Linked DNA regions of Homo sapiens: region 2 is linked to region 1. Evidence: chromatin loops called from intact Hi-C (ENCODE). Cell type or tissue: Caco-2. All regions are shown on one strand. Each heading gives the region's core, and the rest is flanking DNA. Links, peaks and the distances in the headings are about the cores only.

Region 1 (8,512 bases), core at 350-8,349:
GCTAGGATGATTATGATTAAACTTTATGTAACTAAAAAAGATAATACAAAGGCAGTAGATCTACACATCTAATAAGTAGGTAAAAGAAATTTATAAAAAAGTGATTGTAAAAGCAAACAAAAATCCTGTTTCCAATGAGCCCTGCTTCTAGTAATGGGAACAGAGGAGACACTCCATAAGTAGCTTTAAACATCTTCTCATACTTCTCATTATTGTGGTGTTCATCTATCTTGATGAAGTGATATCTTGAGACTTCTCTTTGACTTTCTACTTGAACAATGACAAGTTGGGAGTGCAGTAGCTGACAAGCTGAAGTCTTCAACAAATCCTTTTTATTGCATTCTCTACCAGATGCATCATTCCCAGAGAGAGGATACTTGACTTCCCATGACTGTATTGGGGAATAAATATGGAATTTTTGAGTCACTAAAGGAATTTAGTTTCTGCTATTTGCTTCATATACCTACTGTTTAGATTGATACTAACAGTATTGTTAACCCATTTAAATGGTTTTGAAAAAAATATTGCCTTCACGGATCTTCATCATGTAACTTAATTACCATGAGTTGATAACATCATGTAATGAATTATTTTTAACTAAAAGAGTCAACTAGAAACAGAAAGTTGCATTGGAATTTATATTTTGATGGCTGGCCATGGCAGCAGAGTGTGAGGGAACTAGCCAAAGATAGAGAAATAATTGTTTCCCTAAAAGATGTGAGATTTAGAAAACAAAAGATAGCCTCAAGCACTCAGGGTTCTGATAGATGATGCAGATTCCAGGCCCAGGATGGGCAGGACCTTCATTTGATCAACTAGACTGGGATACAAGAAAAGATTGATGTCAGGGCAACAAATAGCTGTAAATCTTAAGTAAAAAATGTTCATGATCAAGTACCTCTGGCTGTGTATATAGTCATTGCTGCCTATTTTTATTTTGTTGAGAGATTGCCTGGATTACATGCTTGTCAATTATTGAATTTGAATATTTAAATGTAAAAACAGAAACATGCATCATAGTAAATTTTAGTAAATCTTTTCTTCCCTTCCTCCTTAAGCATGTAGTAAACATGTTCAGGGACCTATGCTAACCACTCACAGATGAATATATATACACTTATATGTTCATACATACATACATGCATACATATATATACACATACATCAGTGGCTCTCAATCCAAAATAATTTTATCCCTCAAGGAATATTTTGCAAATGTTTGGAGATATTTTTGACTGTCATCACTGGTGAGGAGGTGCTACTGGCATCCAGTAGGTAGAGACTAAGGATGCTGCCAAACATCCTACAATGCACAGCACAACCTCCCACAACAAATAATTATCTAGTCCAAAGTATCAGGAGTGCTAACTGCTGATGCTTACAGACTAATGGATCTAAAGAACTATGCACTATAAGACTGTAATAATATTTTTAAATGTCATTTTATTTATTTGCATACAGTTTTTTGAAGGAAATCTATCCAAATATTTCTTATAATTAACTACTTATAATTGCCAATCCATGCAAAAGGAAAGAGAAATCTCAAACCTTTTTGATAATTTTTTACATAAAAATAATGATAATTACATTTGTCTTAAGCATCCATAATAAATTGAAATGATGCTTGGAGGATTATGTCAAGTTCAAGATATATTTTCATTACCATGAAGTTTGATTTATTCCAATTATGAAAGTGAAGTTGCACCATGTAAAATACATATCTGCTAAGAGTAAAGCAAATTCAAAAATTCATTCTCTTTCATTTTAGTGCAAAATGCTTTAAGAAAATACAAAATACAATGTGAGAATCACATAAAACTTATTTGGAATTGTTGGCACCATGTCATTATGCTATTAATGACTCATTTATTTTAAGACATACTGATGTAAATAAAGTTAATTAGGATAGTTCATTACCTACCTGTGATTATTTAGAGACATTTTGAAAGAATTCATATTTAAGACTATTTCCCCAACTGACTAGCCACAAAGTATCTAAAATATCATAGGGATTCATTTTTTTTTTTTTTTTGGCCTATGGCTTTTCATTTCATGATTATCTATTTAAGCAAAAATATCCCAGAGAAAAGATGTAAAAATATTAAGAAAACAGCAATTTAGCGTAATTTTTTTGGGAAGGAGGATTAGTAGACAGTCACTTCTAGAGGTCCAGAAATAGAACACAGAGCAGATAAACACTGATAATGTCAAAGGAGAGCTAAGTAAGTTGGGAAACTGACCGTGGTGAAGAATGCCAGGGCCAGGCCCTAGCGTATGCACTTTTCACAAAGTATGTTTTAGTTTGGATTCTGACCAAAGTAGACCCTAAGACACAGAGTTAAGTAAAAATAGGTAATATAACTAAAACAGTGGGCAATTAAGGCAAGGAAAGAGGAAAATATAATAAGGGGTGCATTAACAAGCACGCTACTGATATGAGAAATTAGGATTCATTTTATTGGAAATTCTCTAGGGAACTATATAAACCATGCTTTAATATTTACACCCTAACAAACAGAAAATGTGAACTATCTATCCAATCAAATACTTTTATTTTCCAGAATACCTTCCCCATAAGCTGAGCATTCTCCTGTGATATTAGGCAAGGAAAAACCATCAGGCACAGACATAGAGTGATACATGTACAGAAAATGTCTGCTGCAGCTTTAGACGAACCGAGGGGTGGCACAAGGAAATAGGGGCAGACTATCAACAAAACCTACTGTGGGCTGGGTGTGGTGGCTCACACCTGTAATTCCAGCACTTTGGGAGGCCAAGGTGGGTGGATCACTGGAGGACAGGAGTTTGAGATCAGCCTGGCCAACATGGCGAAACCCCGTCTCTACTAAAAACACAAAAATTAGCTGGATGTGGTGGCGGGAGCCTGTAATCCCAGATACTCTGGAAGCTGAGGCAGGAGAATCACTTGAACCTGGGAGGCAGAGGTTGCAGTGAGCGGAGATCATACCACTGCACTCCAGCCTGGGTAACAGATCCAGACTCCGTCTCAAAATAAAAAAATAAAAATAAATAAATAAATAAATAAATTTTAAAAATCTACATGAAGTATTTAATATGCTCCTCAAAATAACTAATTATTTCAATTTAAGAAACAGGAAAACTGAAAAACCGAAACACAGTTTGGTAAGAAAACTGAGGTTCACAGTTGTTAACTAACTTACTGTCGATTCACATAAGCTTATAAGAGCTGTAGTAAAGTTTGAAACAGAGATATCCTAGCCTGTAATCACATGCCCGTGACTTTGCACGTGCCTACGTTATGAAATGCACTAAATAGACAATGAATAGTAGTGCTACATCAGGGTGACACTGGGCTCCTAACTGATGTGAAATTGAAAAAGATATTGATTTAAGGAATTAGATAAGAATGCTGAGAACAGGTTAACATTTTGTTCAAGGATAAATCAAAAATATATACTACTTACAAATACATGTGAAGGATTGGCCATACAAATTTCTAAGTGCTATTTCTTTTAATGCTACTGAGAAGATCTTGGAGACAGAACGATTCTGTAAAATCAAGTTACCTGTCACCACCATTTGATTTCAAGAAAAATTAAAACCACAGCAGGGTCTTTCTAGCTTCTCAAAAGATAGGAATTAATACATCTTCTCTATGGAAAAGAATAAAGTAAGAAAATTATATAACAGGAGGCAGGGCCTACCACTGAGCATTGCACACACATATAGAAATTCTACACATGGTAAAACGAAATTTGAGGAGTATATATATATATATATATTCATATATATGTATGTATATGTATGTGTATATATGTATGTGTATGTGTGTGTGTGTGTGTGTGTATATATATATATATATATATATATATATATATGAGATAGAGAAACCTGATGCTGATTCTGAGATAAACTAATCTAAGACAGAAATTAACAATGATGAAAATAATCAGTGATGTAATATACACATGGCAAGGGAATGAACGAAGAGTACAGTAGCATTTATAAAGAAAATCATTGACAGTTCAGAAACTCATTTTTCTCCCTACTTTAGTAGCTCAGAAGATAGCCAGCATAGCAGGTCTATGTTAGGTTAACAAAAGAACAGGCTGACACAAGACACTAAACTCAGAGGTTCCCCTTCGTAATATGCCTACTTCTCTGACCAGAGCGTTTCCCACTTTGTAGTTTTATGGATGTTGTCTTCCCTCTGATGCCATTACTGAGTGATACAGGGACAGAGACATTCCCTACTTGACATTTTACATAGGCTATGACAAAGGCTGATCATATATGCCTGACCTAAGCCGTGGAATAATACAAATTGGGGTGGGGGAGGAAGTTATGTGTACTCTACTAGATGACTCAATAAACCTTGTGTAATGTCTTATCAGTGGTGTGTTTCTTGAGGCCTCTGCACAGTGGTTTCCAGGTATTTCCACACTGATTCTTGTGTTTACTAGATTTTTTTTTGCATTGATCACTTGAGCAGAAATTCTCAGTTAACTATATTTTACCTTCAAAATATCTCTGCTTCTCAAATTTCAATCTTGTTTCCCTTCAACCAGACTCCATAACTCTTCTCTGTTTACTTTCAGATATTACTTATCATGGTGGTAAACTTTATTTATTCCTTTTTTCTATTAATGCTAACTATACCAAGAATACATTACCCAGACACCTTGAAAAGGCAATGCACTAGAAAACTGAAGAATTCACTGAAATATAACAAGCCATTATCACCTTCTTCCCCTAACATCTTCATTTTATATAGGAGCCACTGTAAATTAAGTCAAAAGAAACAATTTAAAATTTAAAATTTTCAAAAATGGGTCTGCTTCTATAAGATCAACTTTTTTGGTTTCTATCTTTGAGTGAGAATGTGCAGTGTTTATTCCTCTGTGCCTGGCTTATTGTATTTAAGATTATGTCCTCCAGGCTCATCCATGTTGCTGATGATAGGATTTCATTATTTTTCATGGTAAAATAGTATTCCAGGCTGGGAGGGGTATTTGAGAGAGGATAGGAAAAGGTTGGTAAATGAATATAAAATGATAGAAGGAATAGATCCTAGTGTTCTACAGCACTGTAGGGTGACAATAAGTAACAATTTATTGTATATTTTCAAATATCTAGAAGAGAGGATTTTGAGTGTTCCCAACAAAAGAAATTATAAACGTTTGAGGTGATGAATATGCTAATCACCTTTATTTCATTATTATAGTGTATACATGTATCAAAATATTATACTGTACCTCATAAATTATATATAATTATGTGTCCATTAAAAATAATTATGACGAAATGTAAAAATCCTTAAGGTGGGAAAAAAAAAAGCAGGTCTTTAATAGAAATATGTTTTGCTTTGATACGGCTTTTTAACCATTCAACATATGAGCTATAATAAGCTGCCCTGGTTTCCTCTGGCTTGGGCGATCTTTGAAAACTATTCTGCATGTGGCCATGGAAACTTGCAGTGCTATGCTGCAGCAGCTCTGCCAATGAAATGAGTCAGAAACTGTTTGGAAACTCAAGACAATGACGGAAGCGCAGTTGTTTTTTCTTTTTTCCTGTTTTAATTAACCACAATCCCAACCTATGTAAGATATTTTCCAATGAGCCAGTACAGAAAATGGTATCAAGAGTGCAACACATTTAAGGCAGATTTGAAAGTCTTTCAATTTCTAATGCAGATCTGCTCAATATGTTTCACATGTAAGTAAACCGAGTGGATTTTATTTTCATTTTAATTGCTAGCACGGGCCATTTTTAAAAGACAAACTATTTTTTGATAAAACCAGTTTTTCAGACACTAAAATAAATTACACTGAAGTATGCAACCTTTTGAAATCTATTTTTTCATTGTCAATATAGCACATCCCATTATTTCAGATCTTAAACCTAATTAAATGTCAGAAAATGTCAGTGAGTTATCTTTCAGTAATGATTTGCTAATTATTCTACTTGGGTACTTTAAAAATCTTTAGATAGTACAGTCTTTCGTTTCAAGATCTTCAAGTTTGGTAAGTTTAATCATTAAAGAAGCTTCTGTTCCTCTTGTAGGGTCTTTATTTTCTGGTTCAACCTGCTAGAGAGAAGACAACAAATGAAAATGAACTAAGAAAAGTTGAAAAGTGTGCTTTTTCAATTTGGTTCTTCTTTGGTCACTCTCTCTCAGCCCTAGAGGCAATAGATGCTTTCTGCATTTACTATTTCATTATAATTTTGGATTATCTTTTTTATCTTTTTGTCACACTTAATAGTTGACAGTTTTGCATATTTCTCTTGTTCAGATTAATGTGGTCTCCTGTCCTGATTGGACTCTGATAAACACACTCTTCTTTTTCCCTGGTATTTTCTTCCCCTTTCTATGCTCCAACAAGTTACAACTGAAAATTGTTCCCAGGCCCAACCCCCCACTTTATCTCTCTGGGCCTCAAGCAAAATAAGTTACTTTTTATTTTTTATTCACTGTGTTCACTTGTTTGGAATACTCATCCAAGTACATCGAAGCGCTCTGCATACACATTCCTCCTTCATTACATGTGGAGCTTCTAAATAATACAACCATGTCTTTTTGTCTTTATTCCTCAAATGGTGAACATAATGCCTAGAACATAATAGGTACCTAATAGATAGTGTTTTGTGAAGAAAATTGTGAAAAAAGCATACGTTCACTAACAATAAAACAAGTCCCTTAGGCAAGTCATTTTAATCAGAAAGGGACATCAAAACCAGCATTAGATGTTTTGGAATTAAACGTAACATCTCACAATATTTAGTGACGTTTTGTAACATAGTGTGTGTTTCTTCCCTGTTTATATTTTTTATTGTAAAAAACATTTCGAGATTCCTCTTTGACAAAGTTAAGTTCTTATTTAAGAAACTGCTATTTTACTTTTTAAAAATAAACAGAAGTGAGGAGATTTTAAAATACTAAAATATGTCAGTTTTCTTTTCTTCCAGATGCAAGAAAATATTAGTATATGTGAATCATAATATGTATTTCCAGGTCCTCAATACATAGTAAAGTCTTCTTTCCTCCTCAGATCCATCCAGAAAACTTAAATGTCTGGTAATCTTTGAACATCTTTGGATTGCAGCTATTAATGTGTCAAAGCTATACTAGCCAACTTGAATTCAGTGAAAACCAGAAAAATCCAGTTATTGTGATTAAATTGTTTGGTTGAAGTTTTATACCAATGGGGACCAGTGGAGACTAAATTGAATCATAATTCCCCTTCTCCATGACCTCTGTCCCCATCACCCATGAAAATGTTATGTCCTAAATCTATACAGAGACTCTGAGGCATAGTTCAGAGAACAGAATTATCTACATCACTGTCATTGCCATGGCAGTTATTCAGCTTCTGCCTTAAAAAAATGTAATATTTCCACATGACCCTAAAAAGCCCCAGAAAGTCTTATAAAGGTAAACCAATCTATCCTGATGTCCTAATTATTAAGGGGCTATAAACACCAGTAAAGATACTCTGTTGAGTTATAAAAGGTTGATATTATAAAGTGTGAAAAAGTGTGGAAGGGACATGATTTACAAAATGTTTTCTTAAGCTTTAGATCAGAGAGTAAGTAAAAGGTTGAGGTGGTCATTTTCTATTTATAACCTGAATATATTGATCTCTTTTTGGCTCAGAAATCAGATTATGGAATTTAAAGAAAATCTCTATCCACAGTATGAAATGAGCTGAAAATGTCTTCTAGACATTAGACATTTTTTTCTGCTGTATACACAATAACTTTTAACACCAAGATCTAATGTATATCATAATAAGAATGAAGCAGAGACAAAATTGTAACAATGGCTTATAAACTTCATCATAACTCTAGAACAAAATTCAGCTCTTCTCACCACTTAGAGTCTGTGATTGGTTTTGAGTTCATTGATAGCAATGCATTTATTTATAGAAAACCCTGACTACTTACCTCTCGAGGATTAGACTCTTAAAAAGGTTTTAGCAAGAAGATTTAGGAATTATATAGTCCTACACTTCAGGTCACCATGATTCTGCAAAGTCCTAAAAGTGTGATTTCTCATTATAATTTCATCTCTGAGGGCAAAAGAACTATAACACTGTGTCTTACTGCCTATTGGATATTTTATGGTTGCAGCTTTTCTGAATTACTAAAAATGCTACAGAAAAAATAAGTAAAAGGTTGTTCTTCTTTCCTACTATATCTGTTAGCAATAGTTTATTCTCTGCCTTCTCTCATCTAATTAACTCTATATACTTTAGTGTTATTTTGAATTAGGCATATATTCTGGTTTTTTATGTATTTGAAACACTAAAAATATGTATTACTGAATATAACTTACCATTAAGCTTTATATTAATGTAGTACTGGTTTAGAATTTAACACTTTAGAAAATGTGACTAGAATTCAAAATATTTTCAAAATAAATTTAACGTATCAGAATTAATGAATAACTTTAAAATTTAAGATAGCCTTAAAATTTAGAAAACATTGCATTTTAATAAAGATACAAAACAAAGGTATAATAGATCATTGT
Region 2 (8,512 bases), core at 196-8,195, 57 kb before region 1:
TGTCCACTTCTAGATTTTCCATTTATCTGGCATGTAGTTACTCAAGGTATTCACTAATAATCCTTTGAGTTTCTGCAGTATCTGTTGTACTGTCTCATTTTTGTCTCTAGATTTTTTTATCTTGATCTTCTTTCTATTTTCCTTAGTTTGGCTAAAGGTTTGTCAACTTTGTTCAACTTTGCAAAAAAACAACTTTCTGTTATATTGATATTTTGTATTGTTTTCTTCATTTCAATTTCATTTATTTCTGTTCCTCTGTTCTTTATTTTTGTTGTATTCTACTAATTGTAGGTTGCCTTTGCTCTTGCTTGTCTAGTTCTTCAAGATGCGTGGTTAAGTTGTTGATTCAAAGGTTTTCTTCTATTTTTATGTAGTTTTAATTTTTTTATCACTATAAACTTTCCTTTTAGTGCTGCTTTTGCTGTGTTTCATAGGTTTTGATATGCTGTGTTTCCTTTACCCTGGGTTTCAAGAAATTTTTCAATTTTCTGATTAATTTCTTTATTGACCTGCTGGCTATTTTAGAGCAAATTGTTTATTTTCCATGTGTTTGTATATTTTAAAAAATTCCTCTTGTTGATTACTAGTCTTATTCCATTCTGTTCAGAGAAGATGCTTATTATCTTGTTTTTTTTTATTGTTTTAAGGTTTGTTTTGTGACATAACATATGGTCTATTCTTGAGAATGATCCATGGGCTGAGGACAAGAATGTGTATTGTGCGGCCATTGGGTGAAATGTTCTGTAAATATCTATTAGGTTCCTTTGATTGATAGTGCAGATTAAGTCCAATGTTTGTTGATTTTCTGCCTGGAAGGTCTGTTCAATACTGAAAATGGGATGTTAAAGTCTCTAGGTGTTGTTGTATTAGGGTCAATCACTCTCTTTAGCTCTAACAATATTTGCTTTATATATCTGGATGCTCACATGTTGGTTGAATATATATTAAACATTATTATATTCTCTTGCAGAATTGACTCCTTTTGCATCATATAGTGGCCTTTTCTGTTTTTTCTTATAGCTTTTATCTTAAAATCTATTTTGTCTAATATAAGTATGGTGACTCCTGTTCTGTTTTAATTTCAACTGGCATGAAACACCTTTGTCTATCCCTTTATTTTCAGTCTATATATGTCTTTACATGGGAAGACTGTTTCTTAACCACAGAACCTTGGATGTTATTTTTCTTATCTAGACAGCAAGTCTATGTATTTTTATTGAAGTGTTTAGTTCATTTATATTCAATGTTATTATTGATAAATAAGGACTTACTTTTGCCATTTTGTTATTTTTTTCTGCTTGGTTTTTGGCCAGCCTGCCTTTATTTTTTTTTTTCTCTCTCTGTCTCTTTCTTTCTTTCTCTTTTCTTTCCCTTCCTTCCTTCCTTCCTTCCTTCCTTCCTTCCTTCCTTCCTTCCTTCCTTCCTTCCTTCTTTCCTTCCTTCCTTCCTTCCTTCCTTTCTTTCCTTTCCTTTCTTGCCTTCATTTTAGGGACAGTTATTTTCTCTGGTGATACAATGTAGTTTCTTTTTATATGCTTTTTGTGTCTCCTTGTATGTGTTTTGCTGGAACTTTCTATGAGGCTTGAAAATTCTATCCTGTAAACTATGACTTTAAGCTGATAAAGCACTGTTTGCACAAACAACCAGCCAAAAAAATAAATAAAAGCTCTACACCTTAACTTCATTTTCCCACTTGTTAAATGTTTGCTCCCTCTATTTATATCTTAATTGCTATGTCTTTAAAAGTTTTTTAAATTTGCTTATTGTTTAGAATTTCTTCTTAAGATAATAGTAATTAAACACAATAGTTACAGTATTGTAACATTTTCTGTTATTCTGTCTACTTGCTATTACCAGTGAGTTTTCTACCTTCAGATTACATCTTCTTGCTCTTTGACATCCTTTTATTTCTGACTGAAGTACTATCCTTAGCATTTCTAATTGGACAGCTGTGGTGTGGATGAAATTCCTCAGCTTTCATTTGTCTTGGAAAATCTTCATTTTCCTTTGTGGTTGAAGGATATTTTTCTCAGATATTCCATTCTAGGGTAAAAGCTTATTTCCTTTAGCACTGTAATACATCATGCCACTCTATCCTGGCCTGTAAGATTTTCACTAAAAAGTCTGCTGAAAGATGTATTGGAGCTCTATTTTATATTATTTGTTTCTTTTCTCCTGCTGCTTTTAGGGTCCTTTCTTTATCCTTGACCTTTGGGAATTTGATTATTAAAAGCCTTGAGGTAGTCTTTGGATTAAATCTGCTTGGTGTTCTATAACCTTTTTTATTAGGATATTGATATTTTTCTCTAGGTTTGGCAAGTTGTCTGTTATTACCCTTTGAGTAAACTTTCTACCCCTGTCTTTTTCTCTGTCTCCTCTTCAAGGCCAATGACTCTTAGATTTGCCATTTGAATCTATTTTCTAGATCCTATAGATAAGTTTCATTTTTTTTTTTTTTTGAGACAGAGTCTTGCTCTGTTGCCCAGGCTGGAGTGCAGTGGTGTGATCTTGGCTCACTGCAAGCTCCGTACCCCGGGTTCACGCTATTCTCCTGCCTCAGCCTCCTGAATAGCTGGGACTACAGGTGCCCCCCACCATGGCCAGCTAATTTTTTTGTATTTTTAGTAGAGAGAGGGTTTCACCGTGTTAGCCAGGATGGTCTCGATCTCCTGACTTAGTGATCCACCTGCCTTAGCCTCCCAAAGTGCTGGGATTACAGGCTTGAGCCACTGTGCCTGGACTATTTTTTATTCTTTTTCTTTTGTCTCCTCTAACTGCATGTTCAAATAGCCTGTCTTCAAGCTCACTAATCCTTTCTTCTGCTTTATCAATTCTGCTATTAAAGGACTCTGCTTCATTCCTCAAGATGTCAATTGCATTTTTCAGTTCCAAAATTTCGGCTTGATTCTTTTTAATTACTTAAATCTCTTTGTTAAATTTATCTGGTAGAATACTGAATTCTTTCTCTTTATTATGTTGAATTTATTTTAGTTTCCTCAACACAGCTATTTTGAATTCTGTGTCGAAAAGATCACATATCTCTTTTTCTACAGAATTGGTCCCTCTTGCCTTATTGATTTCATTTAGTGAGTTCATGTATTCCTAAATGATCTTGCTATTGTGGACATTTTTCTGTGTCTGGGCATTGAAAAGTTAGATATTTGTTGTGGACTTCAGAGTCTGGGCTTATTTGTACCTGTCTTCTTGGGAAGGCTTCTTGCAAACTTGGGGTACTGCCTTGAAGGTTTTGAACAAGATCTGGATCACCAGGCGGAGTCTCTTGTTCTCTTCCCTTACTTTGTTCCAAATCAATAGAGAATCTCTCTCTCTCTGCTCTGAGCCATCTGGAGCATTCCAGTGGCCAACATCGCTATGACTGCCCTGGGTTTACCATGATGTTAGCACAGCAGTGGGTCTCACCAAATACCTGCTGTAACCACTCCCTGGCTTTCACCTGTGTTTGCTCAAGGCCCTAGAGTTCTATACTCATTAATTAGGTGATAAAGCCAGCCAGACCTTTGTTCTTCCTTTTGGGGCAATGAGCTCTCTCAGGCCCTGAGTGGGTCAAGAGCTGCCATCAGGGGACCAGGGATTAGTTAAAAACCTTAGAAGTCTACCTGGTGTTCTAATGTACTGCAGCTCAGCTGGTACTCAAACCACAAGATGCAGTCCTTTTCACTTTTTCTTCCTCTTTACAAAGGCAGAGGAGACCCACCCTGTGGCAACCATCACCACAGACCCATGGGAAGTACTGCCAGACTATCACTGATGTTCCCTTTAATCCCAGGGACACTTCAGTCAACCTGTGGTGAAAGCTGACTGGCCTGGGACTCTCCCTTCAGGACAGCGAACTCCCCTCTGACTCAGGGCAGGTCCAGAAATGCCATTCAAGAGTCAATTCCTGGAATCAATGACCCCAAGAACTTACTTGGTTCTCTACCCCACTGTGGCCAACTTGGTACCTAAAGTGTAAGGCAAAGTCCCTTTTACTTTTCCTCCCACTTTTCTAAAGCAGAATGAATCTCTCCACATAACTACCACAGCAAAAAATGTGCTGATTCTCACCTGAAGCCAATAAGTCTGAGTCTGACCTAAGGCCTTCAACATAGTACATGGGTGTCACTGCTAGTTTCTCCAGGGTAGGGTTTTTTTAGTTAGTAGGTGATGAAGGTTGTCAGGACTGGGTTCTTTCCTTTAAAGCAGAAGGTTCTCTTCTGGTCCACAATGTGTCTATAAATGTTATCCCAGAGAAAGGGCCTGAAAAGAGGGTCTACCTACTCTGACCAGTACCCTATTCTGTTATAGGTGAGCTAGTATACAAGATGTAAGACAAAGTCCTCCCCACTCTTCTTTCTCCTGTCCTCAAATGGAAGGAAGGAAACTCTTTTGGAGTGCTGAGCTGTGCAGTCTGGGGTTAGGGAAGGAGTGATGCCAGCACTGCTTTAGCTGCCAAGGATGGTGTTCTAGCAAATCACATTTTCCCCCATTCCCCTGACTCAGGGCCCAGTTCAGCACCAGGATTCTAGGATTTGCAGTCTTTTTGTCCTAGTTGTCTTTCAAGTTTATTTGGTTCCTCAGAGCTCTTTAGCCCACAATAGCAAGGCTTGCAGGAACTCAAGTCTGACTGCTGGGATTGAGGATTTCCCTCTGGCTAAGCCTGTTTTAAATGTTACCTCTGTGGGCAGGCATCAGCTGAATTTGTTCCAGTTTTTCTTTCTGCTATAACAGGGCAGCACTGAGGTAGTGCCTCACAGTTGCTGTTCCCTCACTCTCCCCAGAGCACAGGAACACTCCCTGCACCACTCAGCTGCTGCTGGGGAATATAAGAGGGGTGGCATTTGCCATTCAAGACTGTTTTTCCTACCTCTTCAGTGCCCTCTTTCAGCTATATGAAATTACAACCAGGTGCCATGAGGGCTCATCTGATTTTTGATTCTTATAAATGTGCTTTTTGTCTGAAGATAGTTGTTAAACTGTTATCCTTGTGGGGATAATTGATGGAGCCTTCTATTCTGCCATCTTCATTCATACCGTCCTGACCATTCTTTATATATGTGTATCATTTGAAATTGTACTGTTTATCACACACAGATGTAAAAAAGACTCAAATTTTAATCTGCATTTGGAGAATAACTGCATTAACAATTACATTTAAAAACTGCATGACATAAAAAGATTTTTTAAAGTGTTTTTGTTTACATTCTGCAAGCATGAAAGTTTCTGTTTGAACCTAAATGATGTAAGACATGAGCAATCACTGAAGTCATTGCCTTAATCCCAAATTCACAAAACAATCTATCAATCATAACAAAATTCTTGCTTTATTGTCTGTTTACAGCTCCATAAAGTATTAGATTAGTGATCAAAGATCACATCTTTTGATGCTGACACCAAAAGACAAATACCAGAAGAATTTACACATGGGGAGGAACTATCCTTCAGATAACAGACTGACATCCTGAAACATAATAATGGTGTATGACAATTTGAAGTGTGGGGTCCTGACTATATTAAATACAGGGTTCAGGGAGTTGTAAGTCATTTATGGTAACTGGCTTGTCAAGGTGACATATCTTGTCAAAGAAAGGTTGGAAAAGAGAAGCCTGTGGTAAATGAAGACAGACTTTATATTTTATCAATATTTCCAACCCACTGAGTTGATATTTTTTTCATCTTTATATACTAATGATAAAAGGAATTCAGATTATAAATTACATTTATTATAAATATTTCATAAGCATTGTAGACATATTTTTATAGACTATAAATATTTATTTTCTTTTCCTCAGAAAATGTTACACAGAAACTCAAATCTGAATGATAAAACCAAGCTTTGAAAGTCCCTTTATTTATTTCAATTTTACAAAATAATATATAATCATACTCACAAACTTGAAAACATTTCTGACATTTTAGTTTACTTTTCATTTGTAAATTAGTACAATATAGAACATTTAAAAATATTTACTCTAGGAGAGCAAGTTCTCTTTGCTATTCAAGGAGAATAAGGCAGCTATCCAAATACACAGCTAATTTTATAGCTTTCTCATAAAGCAATTTTGATTCACTTCTTGGATTTTCTATTTTTTTAAGAATATATGTATATCCAGAATTTTAATGATGACCTCATAAAATTGCTCATATGAAGACATTATTGAAACTTGTATATAATATAAATACCTGATTATATATATACACTTACGTGCTTAATATATTGAGGTACTGATCACATACCATATCAGGATAAATGTTCTTTACTATTAATAACATACATATATCACATTTACTCAGACCTATGGGCTCATTTGTATATTAACAATATTATTTACCCAAAATGAATTTTTTTACTTTTTTATTATTATTCATTTAATTAATATGTGTATCATGGGACAGTCTGCATTTAAAAAACTATTTGGTTAATCATTTGTCATTCACAGTCCTACAGAAAAAAGAAACCAACTTTTACTGATGAAGACCAAATGATGCATTAAAATGTAACTGTAATTTCAAATTTTAAACTTATTGCTTAATAATTCCCTACCTTAAAGAAAATGGTGGAGAAAAGAAAGTAGGGCAAACATATGAGAATAAAATACCATATTCTTTTTATTCAGCAATTTTTAGTGAAGTACACAAATCTGATAGTATAAAGGTAAAATTTTAGAAGAAACAAGCTACAAGATTTTTAAATTCGAACAGTTTTCTATTTCATTTTCAAATGGTCCACAGACATACACATTCCTCATATACTAAGGCATTCATGCAAATGCTTAAAGTAGAATTTTCCCTCTCTTTTTTATAGATATAGAATAGAAGTAAGGTAAACTATTCTCTCTTTAACGTAGAAGTGATGAAAAATGCATGTGTTTGTGCATACACACGCACAAAGAATAGAGGAACACTAGAAAATGGGATTTTTGAAAGAGTAGGAAACAGGGATCCAGCTGAGTTAATAAAGGGCAGTTTAAGTGCTCAAGACTATATTTGGAAACTAGATAGTCATGCCTCTTATTGACAAAGATATGTTGGTAAGCAACTTTGTCATTGCACAACTATCATAAAGTATACTTACATAAACCTAAAATGTACAGTCTACTAAACACCTAGGCTATAAGGTAAAACCTATTGCTCCTAGGCTACAAACCTGCAGAGAATGTTACTATTCTGAGTACTGTAAGCAACTCTAATACAATAGTTCTTGTGTATATGAACATAGAAAAGTTACAATATGATAAAAGTTTTATAAGATCGCTGTCAAATATGTGGTCTGTCAAGTGTTAATATTTAATGATTGCAGGTTTAAAATCATTACTTCTCAACACAAGCTACATTTTATGTTCAATTTTATACAAGCAATGATGCAAAGATCTCACACTAGAGGTTTTGATTCATTGATCCTAGTATGTTTATGAGACACTGTCTAGCCAGGGAGTTAATAATGTAGGCCATTCTCCATTCTTATAGATAGATGATTACTTGAAGACTGCATAGCAAAAAACATTTAGAACAAAAATTGATACTCGTCTCCTCTTAGCCACCCAATAGGTGTGTGGCACTGACTGAGAGCTTGTATTTTTCTGGGGGCAGGAGAGGCTTAGCTTCCTCATGCATAAAACAAATAGTTTGAACTAAGTTACGTTTAAATTATGTAAAAATTGAGCTCTAAAATATCTTATCATTTATGTTTCTGAACATTTATAACATTTCATGAGAGCCCAGAAACAAGAACATTACATGTAACAACTGCAATATCAGTTGTTGATTTGGCTTATTTAATAGAAACACCTTGCTCAGAAAGTTATCTACATTCAGAATATTGTTTTTCTTTTTTTTCTTTTTTCGAGACCGAGTTTCACTCTGTCACCCAGGCTGGAGTGCAGTGGCGCGATCTCAGCTCACTGCAAGCTCCACCTCCTGGGTTCAAGCCATTCTCCTGCCTCAGCCTCCCAAGTAGCTGGGACTACAGGCACCTGCCACCACGCCTGGCTAATTTTTTGTATTTTTAGTAGCGATGGGGTTTCACCTTGTTAGCCAGGATGATCTCGATCTCCTGACCTTGTGATCCGCCCGCCTCAGCCTCCCAAAGTGCTGAGATTACAGGCGTGAGCCACTGCGCTGGGCCAGAATACTGTATTTTTTATAGAAGAGAATTATGATGAAATGTAAAAATTATATTTGGCATCATAAGACTTGTATAAATTTCAGCTTTACCTTTTGCAATCTCATACATTCTTGTGTATTTGACCTTTTTAAGTTTGTTGTTCTTATCTTAAAAATGCTAAATGGCATAAGTGAATACACCATGTGTATTTTATGTAGCATAATCATTCAGAGAGATGTTTTGAATATAGATGACACTGTATGTTTAAATAATTTTATAAAATTGTTAGAGGTACTTTTAATTTAAAGTGAGTTTTTAAAGAAGGGATAGAATATGAAATTCTGAAGATGAAAAAAAGGAATGTTTAGATTGGTAGACAAGTCATTTGGAACTGCTATTTAGTAAATTTCA

Evidence for each region. Hi-C counts contacts between places; a loop is a spot of excess contacts. Peaks named below come from ENCODE experiments on the same cell type or tissue, not always from the same donor. Only the 100,000 strongest peaks of a DNase experiment are listed, where the experiment ranks them.
Region 2: it touches region 1 in a loop (5-fold over the local background); 2 of 110 quality-filtered maps call a loop at or near these places.

The regions. Positions count from the first base shown.
Region 1 is chr3:166,281,040-166,289,551 of GRCh38, reverse strand. No RefSeq gene overlaps it. Among named protein-coding and RNA genes, the nearest start is that of BCHE, 450 kb to the right of the region's middle. In Caco-2, for the core only: no CTCF peak of the experiment used is centred there; no DNase peak of the experiment used is centred there.
Region 2 is chr3:166,337,810-166,346,321 of GRCh38, reverse strand. No RefSeq gene overlaps it. Among named protein-coding and RNA genes, the nearest start is that of BCHE, 500 kb to the right of the region's middle. In Caco-2, for the core only: no CTCF peak of the experiment used is centred there; a DNase peak (open chromatin) is centred at 3,451.